Regions from separate parts of the Homo sapiens genome. Here region 1 is linked to region 2. The links are chromatin loops, found by intact Hi-C in ENCODE. Cell type or tissue: PC-9. All regions are shown on one strand.

Region 1 (5,000 bases), 63 kb after region 2:
TATATGAGAATTGTATTTTATCAAGTCCCTTTTGGAGGTGTCATCTATGAAACCTGCAGGTTTTAGACATGATGGCAGCTAGTGATCCACAGTTGATAAAATACTGTCTCGAGCATCTCAAAAGGATTTGTACACCGAATGACTTCAGGATTTCTGGTGTGTTGTGAGAAATATGGTATAAACACTGTACTATCACTCTTAGCATTCAAATAAAATGGATTTCAGCAGGGCGTGGTGTCTCACACCTGTAATCCCAGCACTTTGGGTGGTTGAGGCAGATCACTTCAGCCCATTAGTTCAAGAGCAGCCTGGGCAACATAGTGAGACCATCTGTTGAAAAAAAAAATAGCCAGGCATGGTGGCATGCACCTGTAGTCCCAGCTATTCAGGAAGCTGAAGCAGGAAGATCACTTGAGCCCAGGAGGTTGAGGCTGCAGTTAGCTGTGATTGCATCACGCTGTGATTGCATCACACTGCGTTCCAGCGACAGAATGAGACCCTGTCTCAAAAAATAAAATAAAATACAATGAAAAAAATAATGTTAAAGGGCCCCCAAAAAAATCAATAAAAATGATGTATCTGTTTTTGAAAGCACGTTATGTTGGGGATCTCTCCCCATAGTAGAGGGTCATTTTCGCAAATAACTTGTCACAAATATGGAAGAAGCCACATACTAGGTACAGGTTGAGCATCTCTAATCCAAAAATTTGAAATCTGAAATGCTCAAAAATTTGAAATATTTTGAACACTGACATGACACCACAAGTGGAAAATTCCATACCTGACCTCATGTGACAGTTCACCGGTTGAAGTCAAAACACAGACGCAGAGGACACAGTTAAGTCAGTGACCCAAAGGGAAAAAAAGGCCCCCCCAGCTGCTGATGTAGGTATTCTGGTGGTGCTATTATGCTGCTTAATTTCCCAGAGCACTTTTTTTGTTAACTGAATTAATGGTATGTTATGTTTTTTACTGTTAAGTACTGACATGTGAATACATGCAAGAAAATGATTGCTTATCAGTAGCATATAAATTCATAGTCGGGAATGATGGTGATACAAGATAACCACAGATAGTCCACATGTGTGACTAAGATGGTGACACCTTTGCTTTCTGATGGTTCCTTGTATACAAACTGTTTCATTCACAAAACTATGTAAAATATTGTATAAAATTACTTTCAGGCTACATGTATAAGGTATATATAAAACATAAGTAAATTTTGTGTTTAGGCTTGGATCCCATCCCCAAGATAACCTCATTATGTATATGCAGACATTTCAAAAGTTGAAAAAATCTGAAATCCAAAACATTTTGGATTTCAGATTTTCTTTTCATTTTTATGAAAAGTCCCAAGCATTTATTTTCATTTTTTATGACAAGTATTTCAGATAAGGATTACTCAACCCATACTAGAAAGCATATTTCACTCCTTTCTCCCAATAAATCCAGTGATAAAGTACTTAGATTATGCCATTTTGTTCAAAAATTCCTTGATGACTATATTGAATATAAACCAGAAATTAATAGGCTCATTACAACAAATTATGAAGAGCACTATTCATTTGGAATTTGAAATTGTTGATAAGTACTGGTGGGGTTACTAGAAAATAATAAAGTAATCTAGAAATTGTGGAATTTCTAAGTTGGAGTTTTATAGTTCCTTAGTGATCTTCAGTAGTTCATTTACTATCTACTATATATGCATGCGTGAGAAACATTAAAGAGTAAAACAGCAGATGTCACAGATGTATATAGTACATGCAGTGTAAGTGGTCTAAATAAATGGAAGCTAAAAGGAAGAAATTACACCATGAGGCTGGGTGCAGTGGCTCACACCTGTAATGCTAATACTTTGAGAAGCCAAGGCAGGAGGATCACTTGAGGCCAGGAGTTCAGTACCAGCCTGGGCAACATGGTGAGACCCAGTCTCTGTTTTTTGTTTGTTTTTGTTTTTTCTTAATTAAAAAAACATCACATCTTCTGGGAAAGCATAGTCATATACTTGGGAGTTAAATTGCTCTGAGAAAAATTGGTAACATTTGAATAAACTGCATATATTGGAGACTCTCAAAATCTGCAAGGAAGGACTTGTGAACAAAGGTGAAATGAATAAAGAATCTAGTCTGGTTCTTGTACTGCCCTTCCCCAAGGAATAAATCTAAACTGAGGACAATCTTGAGGACCAGTGTGAGGAGTCTGTGACTCCAGACATGGGGAGCTCCTTGACAGGGGTTTCAAACATAGAGTTATGATACTTTTACCGGGGTGCTAGCTATGGAAATGGAGACAAATGATCAGAGACATAAAAGATTTCGGGGAAAGGATCAGCCAAATGCACTGACTTCTGTGTGAAAGACTAGGGGAGAAAAACTAAAGCTCATTGAAGGATCTAAGCATGTAGGATTAGAAGAGGGTTATGCCATTAACAGAAATAAGAGATTCGAGGTAAAAGGCAAATTTTCCAGGACAGCGATAAGGAGTTCTGTTTCAGAGAGTGAATTTGAGATGATAGTTGAATGGAAATGCACAGCAGACAACACGAAATGTGAGACATCAGGGTTGGAGATAGAGATCAGCAAAACTGATGAGTCAAGTGTAGGAATGCAACTGATCTTTGATATGGATAAAAATCAAGGGCTAAATATGAAATCTTGGGGAATTTTCTGCATTTTGGAAGGGGGACAAGAGCCATTTAAGGAGATGGAATGGGCCAGAGAGGTTAGAATAAAACTAAAAATATCATAGCTTCAAAGTAGAAGAGGGAAAAGTTTCAATGATCTGGTACTGAACATTGGCCTGTGCAAAGACAGCTACATGAATAGACAAGACTATTAGATTAAGCAATTGCCATTTTGGTGTCATTTCAACGGAGTAATTAGAATAGAAGCTATGTCCATGTGAGTTAAAGTGCAAATTAACTAATAAAGAAACGACAGAAGTCTATGTCATATTTTCCGTAGATGCAACAGTGAATGGAAAGAAAAGTAACATAATTGCTTGAGTGAACACTACAGCTTGGCTTTGAGATCAAGTAAAGGGTGTTTGCTTTGATTGGGTTTTCCCAGAGGGCAAAGAATCCAATAAACTAAATATGGGCTTTCATGAACTAAGATCTCAAATATTTCAGGAAGAATCACCAGTGGACACAAACTAGTGGTGTAAATGTTTATTAGACTTTATAATTCAAAACATTCCAGGATTATTCTTTCATTTTACAATTTAGAGTTTCCAGATGGTTAGGCCAGGGACTGCCATTTCCTGTAGGTGGACTGAGAGAGGACTAAGAGAGGGAATGAGACCAGTCATTTTATTTCCAGTTTTCTCATGCCTTTTTTTCCCCCTCTGGCTTATCTTTTATGCTGTTTAGTGATCCTCTTTGTGTCTTGAATTTGTCAGTTCTGAATTTTCATTGCATCTTGGGCACTTATTCCTGCATTAATCAATTAACAGTTTGCTTTGAATATTACCCAAGTTAACAAATGTTGTTATTCTTCAGAGACTTTTGGAAACTCCCCACATTCCTGTGGTTCTAAGGTTATCACACAGGTGCCAAGTCACACACTTAAACGCCAGTTCACAAAGACTAATTAATACCTTTGATTAAGTGGCTACATTGAGTTTATAGTCAGTAATTTTTCCCTCATACAAACCAGTTGTATTTATAACAAAATTTAAACATCATTTTACCAATGGAAAAAATGTTATATGCGATACAAATTTCAAATCTAATTCATTCTTAAGGTGCAGTCACTAGTAACCTGTTGTGTGTCTGTAACATCTTGAGCAGGTTTCCCAACCCTAATGAATCAGATTTCTTAGTAATGTGCAGAAATTACATTTTTTAAAAACATATCCCTCCCTTTTGTCCAGTGCTTCTCTTGCCAGCATTGGTATGTCATCTGATGTTTCAGAAATTGGCTTGGCTTTTTTTTTTTTTCTTTTTCTTGAGAGAGTCTCACTCTGTCACCCAGGCTGGAGTACAGTGTCGTGATCTCAGCTCACTACAACCTCCACCTTCTGGGTTCAAGCAATTCTCGTGTTTCAGCCTCCTGAGTAGCCGTGATTACAGGCATGCACAACCATGCCTGGCTAATTTTTGTATTCTTAGTAGAGACAGGGTTTCACCATGTTGGCCAGGCTGATCTTGAACTCCTGACCTCAAGTGATCCACCCGCCTTGGCCTCCCAGAGTGCTGGGATTGCAGGTGTCATCCACTGTGTCCGGCCCAGAAATTGGTTTATTTTATAGTACAGGCTTCCCTCGGTGTCCATGGATTGGTTCCAGGACCTCCCATGGATACCAAAATCTGAGAATGCTCAAGCCCCTGATTTAAAATGACAGTATTTGCCTATAAGCTATGCACATAATCCTGTATACTTTAAATTATTACGTCATCTCTTGATTGCAAATAATACCTAATACAGTGTGAATGCTATGTAAATAGTTGTTATACTGTATTGTTTAGAGAATAATGACAAGGAAAAAAGTGTACATGCTCAGTACCCATACAATTATTTTAGCGAGTATTTTCTATCAGCAGTTGGTTGCATCCATGGATGTGGAACCCACAGATACAGATGGGGCCAATTGTATTTCACAAAAGGGCTATCCATATTTGAAGTGAGAATGAAAGGAGCCAGTATAGAGGAAATGATTAAAGTGACTACAGGGAAAGATACTATTTGAGTCAGCGGTATCTTGACAAAGGGTGGAAGGAAATGAGAGTAACAGCACAGATGTGAAACTCAGCCTTAAAAAGGAAGAGATAGTCTTACTTTCGAAACAAGAAGATGAAAGGACTCTGATGTAAGAGGGAAGGGTATGGGATGTAGTATTGCTAGGTTCCTTTCCCTGCAACTTCAGGTTGGTTACATCACTTGCTGAGTTGTATGACGGCCACCTAGGAGGCAGTTCAAACAAGGACAGCAAAAGAATACAGACTAAGAAGAAAGAGAGGAAAGTCTTACCAGTTAACATCAGGAGCTGAACTGAAATTG
Region 2 (5,000 bases):
AGAGAGTCATTTTAGACCATCTATACCCAGCTGAACCATCAGATGATTGCAGAAGGAACCCTAAATAAGATCAGCAAAAGAACTGCACACTTGAGACTAGCTCAAATTGCAAATTCACAGAATTGTGAGAAAATGAAACAACTGTTTTAACCCCAAAAGTCTGAAACAATTACCTATTTTTTTTTTTTGGTAGGGGGGTGGCGTTGTTTGTTTTTCTGAGACAGGGTCTCACTTTGTCACCCAGGCTGGAGTGCAGTGGCATGATCATGGCTCACTTCAGCCTTGACCTCCTGGGCTCAAGTGATCCTCCCACCTCAGCCTCCCGAGTAGCTCGGACTATAGGCACACGCTACCTCTCACCCAGCTGGTTTTTGCATTTTTGTAGAGATGGGGTTTTGCCATGTTGCCCAAGCTGGTCTCAAACTCCTGAGCTCAAGCAATCCACCCACCTCAGCCTCCTGAAATGCTAGGATTATAGGCATGAGCCACTGTGCCCGGCCACACAATTACCACATTTTAAATTTCTTTTATATTTTGAAAATGCAGAAAAATGACTGAATATATATATTTAGCACTTTTCTCATGGGAAAATCATAAACAATATCACATTTACATTTAATATTTGCTTGCACCTAAATTTAAGACTTCTTTAAAACAAAATTACCAGAATTATAGTCCTGAGATTCAGCCATCCATCCATTTATTTATCAATCACCCTACTATGTTCCCGAACCAGAGAAACTGACCATATATCAGTGAACAAAAAAAAAAAATTTTTTAATCCTTGCCCTCACTTTTCACATTGGGGAGTTACAGACAACTCAATTCCAAAATACATTATTTTCTGATATATTAGTACTACAATGACATCCATAATTTTCAAGGGAAGAACATGTACAGAGAAATGTGCATATTATACTAATAAGCACTCTTACCCTCATGCCAAGCACCAAGAACCCAATCTCTTCCATTAATGGGTACTTGCTGACCTGTTGCTGAATCTTCTCAGATGAGGCAAAAGGATCATAGCTTTTTTGCCCTATCTTTACATCCATTATACAGGGCTTATTAAATTTATGGGTCACATCTTCCAGTTTTAGGTATAAATCTGTTATTAAAGAAAAATATTAATTAGTAATAGGCAAACATATTACTACTCAAGTACTTGCCAGGGAAAAACAAGATGAGAAAATCCTAAAACAGAGAAAAAAGTTAAAATAAATGTAAAGTCAATAATTATTCTTAACTCTACCTAAAAAAAAAACCTAAACAACAAATTTATAACAAGTATAAACATCACAGAGAAGCTCTTGCAGGAGGTGAATTAAATAAATTCAACCACAAGCAAAAGACAGCAGATACGAGGTTTCCAACAATATTAAAAAGGCAATGGGATCATTTCAAAAGCTTTTCCAGAATGCATTCCCCTTGTGAATACAATTTATGCCATATGTTTCAGCAGAACTCTTAGTATTTTAATAATTTTTAAAAATTGATTCATTTAAAATTAGTAATAGGAATAAATCCTTCCCACAGAGTAATATAACAGAAGTACAGATTAAGAAAGGGTAAACCTATCCAAATGATGATAATTGTCAAATATACATTCAAGTCTCACCAGTTTCAAAGGAAAAACACGAATCTTGCTTTTTATTTTTTTGAGACATGGTCTTGCTTTGTTGCCTGGGCTAGACTGCAGTGGCCAATCTTGGCTCAGTGTAACCTCCGCCTCCCAGGATCAAGCAATTCTTGTGCCTCAGGCTCTCAAATAACTGGGATGACAGGCGTGTACCACTGCCTGGCTAATTTTTATATTTTTAGTAGAGATGGTGTTTTGCCATGTTGGCCAGCCTGGTCTCGAACTTCTGGCCTCAAGTGATCTGCCTGCCTCGGCCTCCCAAACTGCTGAGATTACAGGTGTGAGTCACCATGCCCAGCCCATCTTGCTTTTTTTTTTTTTTTTTTTTTTAGAACACAGGCATTCCCCAAAAGTTGTTCTGTATATCATGCTGGCATCCTGCACACATCTTTCCACAAAAAAATTAAATAGAGATTCAAATACAGTATTATAAAAGCCCCAGTTATCATACATGGCTGACCTGCTTTTAGTTTTAGTTTGAAAGCCAGGGTCCAGGTCCCAAGGGAAACAGTAAGGAAAGAAATTCTTCCCTCCTTTCCTGGGTTAAAGAACCGTCTCGGCCAGGTGAGGTACCTCACGCCTGTAATCCCAGCACTTTGGGAGGCCGAGGCAGGTGGATCACCTGAGGGCGAGAGTTTGAGACCAGCCTGACCAACATGGAGAAACCCCGTCTCTACTAATAATACAAAATTAGCCAGGCATGGTGGCAGGTGCCTGTAATCCCAACTACTCGGGAGGCTGAGGCAGGAGAATGGCTTGAACCTGGGAGGCAGAGGTTGTGGTGAGCCGAGATCGCGCCATTGCACTCCAGCCTGGGCAACAAGAGCAAAACTCCATCTCAAAAAAAAAAAAAAAAAAAAAGAATCATCTCAAAGTTCTGAATGAGATCATGACTCATTTTTTAGTTAGGAATGTAACAAGAAGTATTTCTCCTCAAACACAGAAAAGATTACTATCAGTGAACATGACAAATAAGGTTAGAGAAGGTGTTTATTTTCTCTGAATTAAATAAAAGAGTACCGGGGTAAGAGAAGCCTTACTCTCTGATGTCCTTTCATTATCCCCATTCCACCAAGACTAGCATAGCTGCTGAATTACAATAAAGAAGTTTATGCTCAAACAAAAGTGAGAACCCAGTTAGGGCTTGAAAAATTTTTAAGCCCCTCAGATTTAAAAGGAATAAATCTTCTCCTTCAAAGGACAAGAGATACTTTTTATGCTTTAGTCAAAGAAGAAGAGAGCAGGGTTATAACTCTGTAGAACTAAGTGAAGTTAAGCCCAAATATGACAAAAAAGTTACTGCAGTCCAAGGGAGAAGCACTGACACACCCAAGGAGCCTTCCACACTTGAAAGAAGGGTTTTCCCAGACAGACAATTTCAGGATAAGAGAAAACAAAAGATCTTGACAGAGATATGAAACTGCTGTCTGTGAAAACTAATGGGACAAGTGGAAATATCCTGATCAAGGAGTTGGAATACACCCAAGCTTCTGTGTCTAAAAGATAACCATGGATGGTATGAGAGAAGAAAGAAGCACAGGACATTTACCTTCAGATTTTCTCCTCCCATCTCCAACCACCTTAAGCAAAAAGGAAGAAAACAGATCCAGCCCCACTCTAGGGCTGCTCAATAATTTCAGTAAAAAGACTTGAATTTCAAATATCAGAATAAAGCTAATTAGATAGTAATACATAGTACAGTAGATCCTTGGCATTCAAAAATTTATTATCATTAATTTAGACTCAAGAGACTCCAGAAATCTTACTGGGGTCAAGTTGTATATGGGAGTATAAAGATAGTGAGAGAACGTAGCTAAATGTCACAGCATCTATATCTCACTGTAGGGTTAGTGTCTTCTACCTGTCAACCTGACAGTGATTAAAAACAAACAACAAACTTTTTATGATAAGATAAAGATAAGAGAAGCTAGGGTAGAGGCTTTGCAACTCTGAAATAAAATCTCCTATCTCTTACTTTTTCTTTTTGAAAGGAGGAAAATACAAATGCAAACTCTATATATAGTGGAAATACAATAAATGTTTGCTGAATGAATGTTTGCCCTTCCCATTCCTATTGTCCAGTGAAACTTTAGACTTGGCCTTCCTCACACTATAATAAATTGAGGCACCCCTTCAGTAAATAGGGATGAATATCATGGGTTTTATTTGATATTTTGTTAGACTATCCAAATGTGTTTTTCTTTACTTTACTTTCAGGTCCTTCTTATGTTTCATATGGTTGGAATTACCAAATAACTGCTAAATTATTTCTTATTCGCCTTCAGAAATAAAACCATAAGTTAAGCCTAGTGAAGAGTGGTTTGGTGTTTTCTTTCTGTTCTCTAATCTTACATTTTTTTAAGTGAAAATAAGAATTTGAGATTCTCATTTCTATCTTTCCCTCTGAGTTAAAAAATAAACATCAAAACCTGCTTTAGAGATGCAGAATTCTTATGAAAGAATGCGATACCATGTCTTTCACAACTTGACTGCAAGTGCTTTTGAAAAAGGTAAATAGAAAAACAGGGCATGATCTGAGCATTGAGATTTTTACTGATTTACAGGCTGTCATTAATAGAAATAAATCTGATTATTAATTCACCCTGAAAAATGCTATTAGCAAATTCTTTCCCTAGAAGAGAGTTTAATTCAAGGTAGATCAATCCTGAGACTCAGTTACTTAAATGACCAAAGACATTTTACTACAGGCAGCCTCACTTACAAAGCAATGCCAAATTCTGGATTAACAAAGGACACCTTTTCGGCTAGGCCCCTCTGGGTATAGAGTGGAGCAGTATTTTTCCATTTCTAGGCCACAACCCATCATTGGATTATGAATTCAACTTAATAGGTTGTAACTAAGTTTCCTAAATGAAAGAGAAAAGAGAATATATGAGACTATCTCACAGATAGTAAGACTAAGTATTGTTGTCTGGGTTGGTCTGTCTTATAAACATTGAGTTGCAATGTAAAAATGTATTTATTACGTATCATAGACAAAGAAGTTTATTCCCCCCATGCCCTAAAGGCCCAGTGTTTTCTTGTTTTTTTCCTTTTAGACAAAGAAGTTTTAAAAACACTTGACTAGATAGAATGTCACTCTGTCATTAGCATGTCTGCCCAGCTCAAGAACTATCCTCAGTCCTACAGAAGTGGTCCCTTTGCCAACACCATCATACTTTGGGAATCCAGCCCATGGCCCACAGTCACTGACTGGGGCAGGAGCAAATATCTGATACAAGCTTGGTCAGTCTTGCCAATTTGGAAATGGAATGCAGAGAAAACCTGTTGCTGACCTCTGTGGGTGACTGGTACTGTAACATGTAAGTCCCTTGGTAGGGAGGGGAGAGGTGTGGATAGC

What was found. Peaks named below come from ENCODE experiments on the same cell type or tissue, not always from the same donor. Only the 100,000 strongest peaks of a DNase experiment are listed, where the experiment ranks them.
Region 1: a loop joins it to region 2, with 5 times the contacts of the local background. A loop is called at or near these places in 2 of 110 quality-filtered maps.

What each region holds. Positions count from the first base shown.
Region 1 is chr10:58,278,033-58,283,032 of GRCh38, forward strand. The region is part of intron 2 of CISD1 (CDGSH iron sulfur domain 1); the gene reads left to right. Among named protein-coding and RNA genes, the nearest start is that of CISD1, 11 kb to the left of the region's middle. In PC-9, no CTCF peak of the experiment used is centred here; DNase peaks (open chromatin) are centred at 2,579, 3,539 and 3,829; H3K27ac peaks cover 2,695 bases.
Region 2 is chr10:58,215,210-58,220,209 of GRCh38, forward strand. IPMK (inositol polyphosphate multikinase) reads right to left here. Exons shown (of 6, transcript NM_152230.5): 4 at 936-1,108. Among named protein-coding and RNA genes, the nearest start is that of IPMK, 50 kb to the right of the region's middle. In PC-9, no CTCF peak of the experiment used is centred here; a DNase peak (open chromatin) is centred at 2,582; H3K27ac peaks cover 547 bases.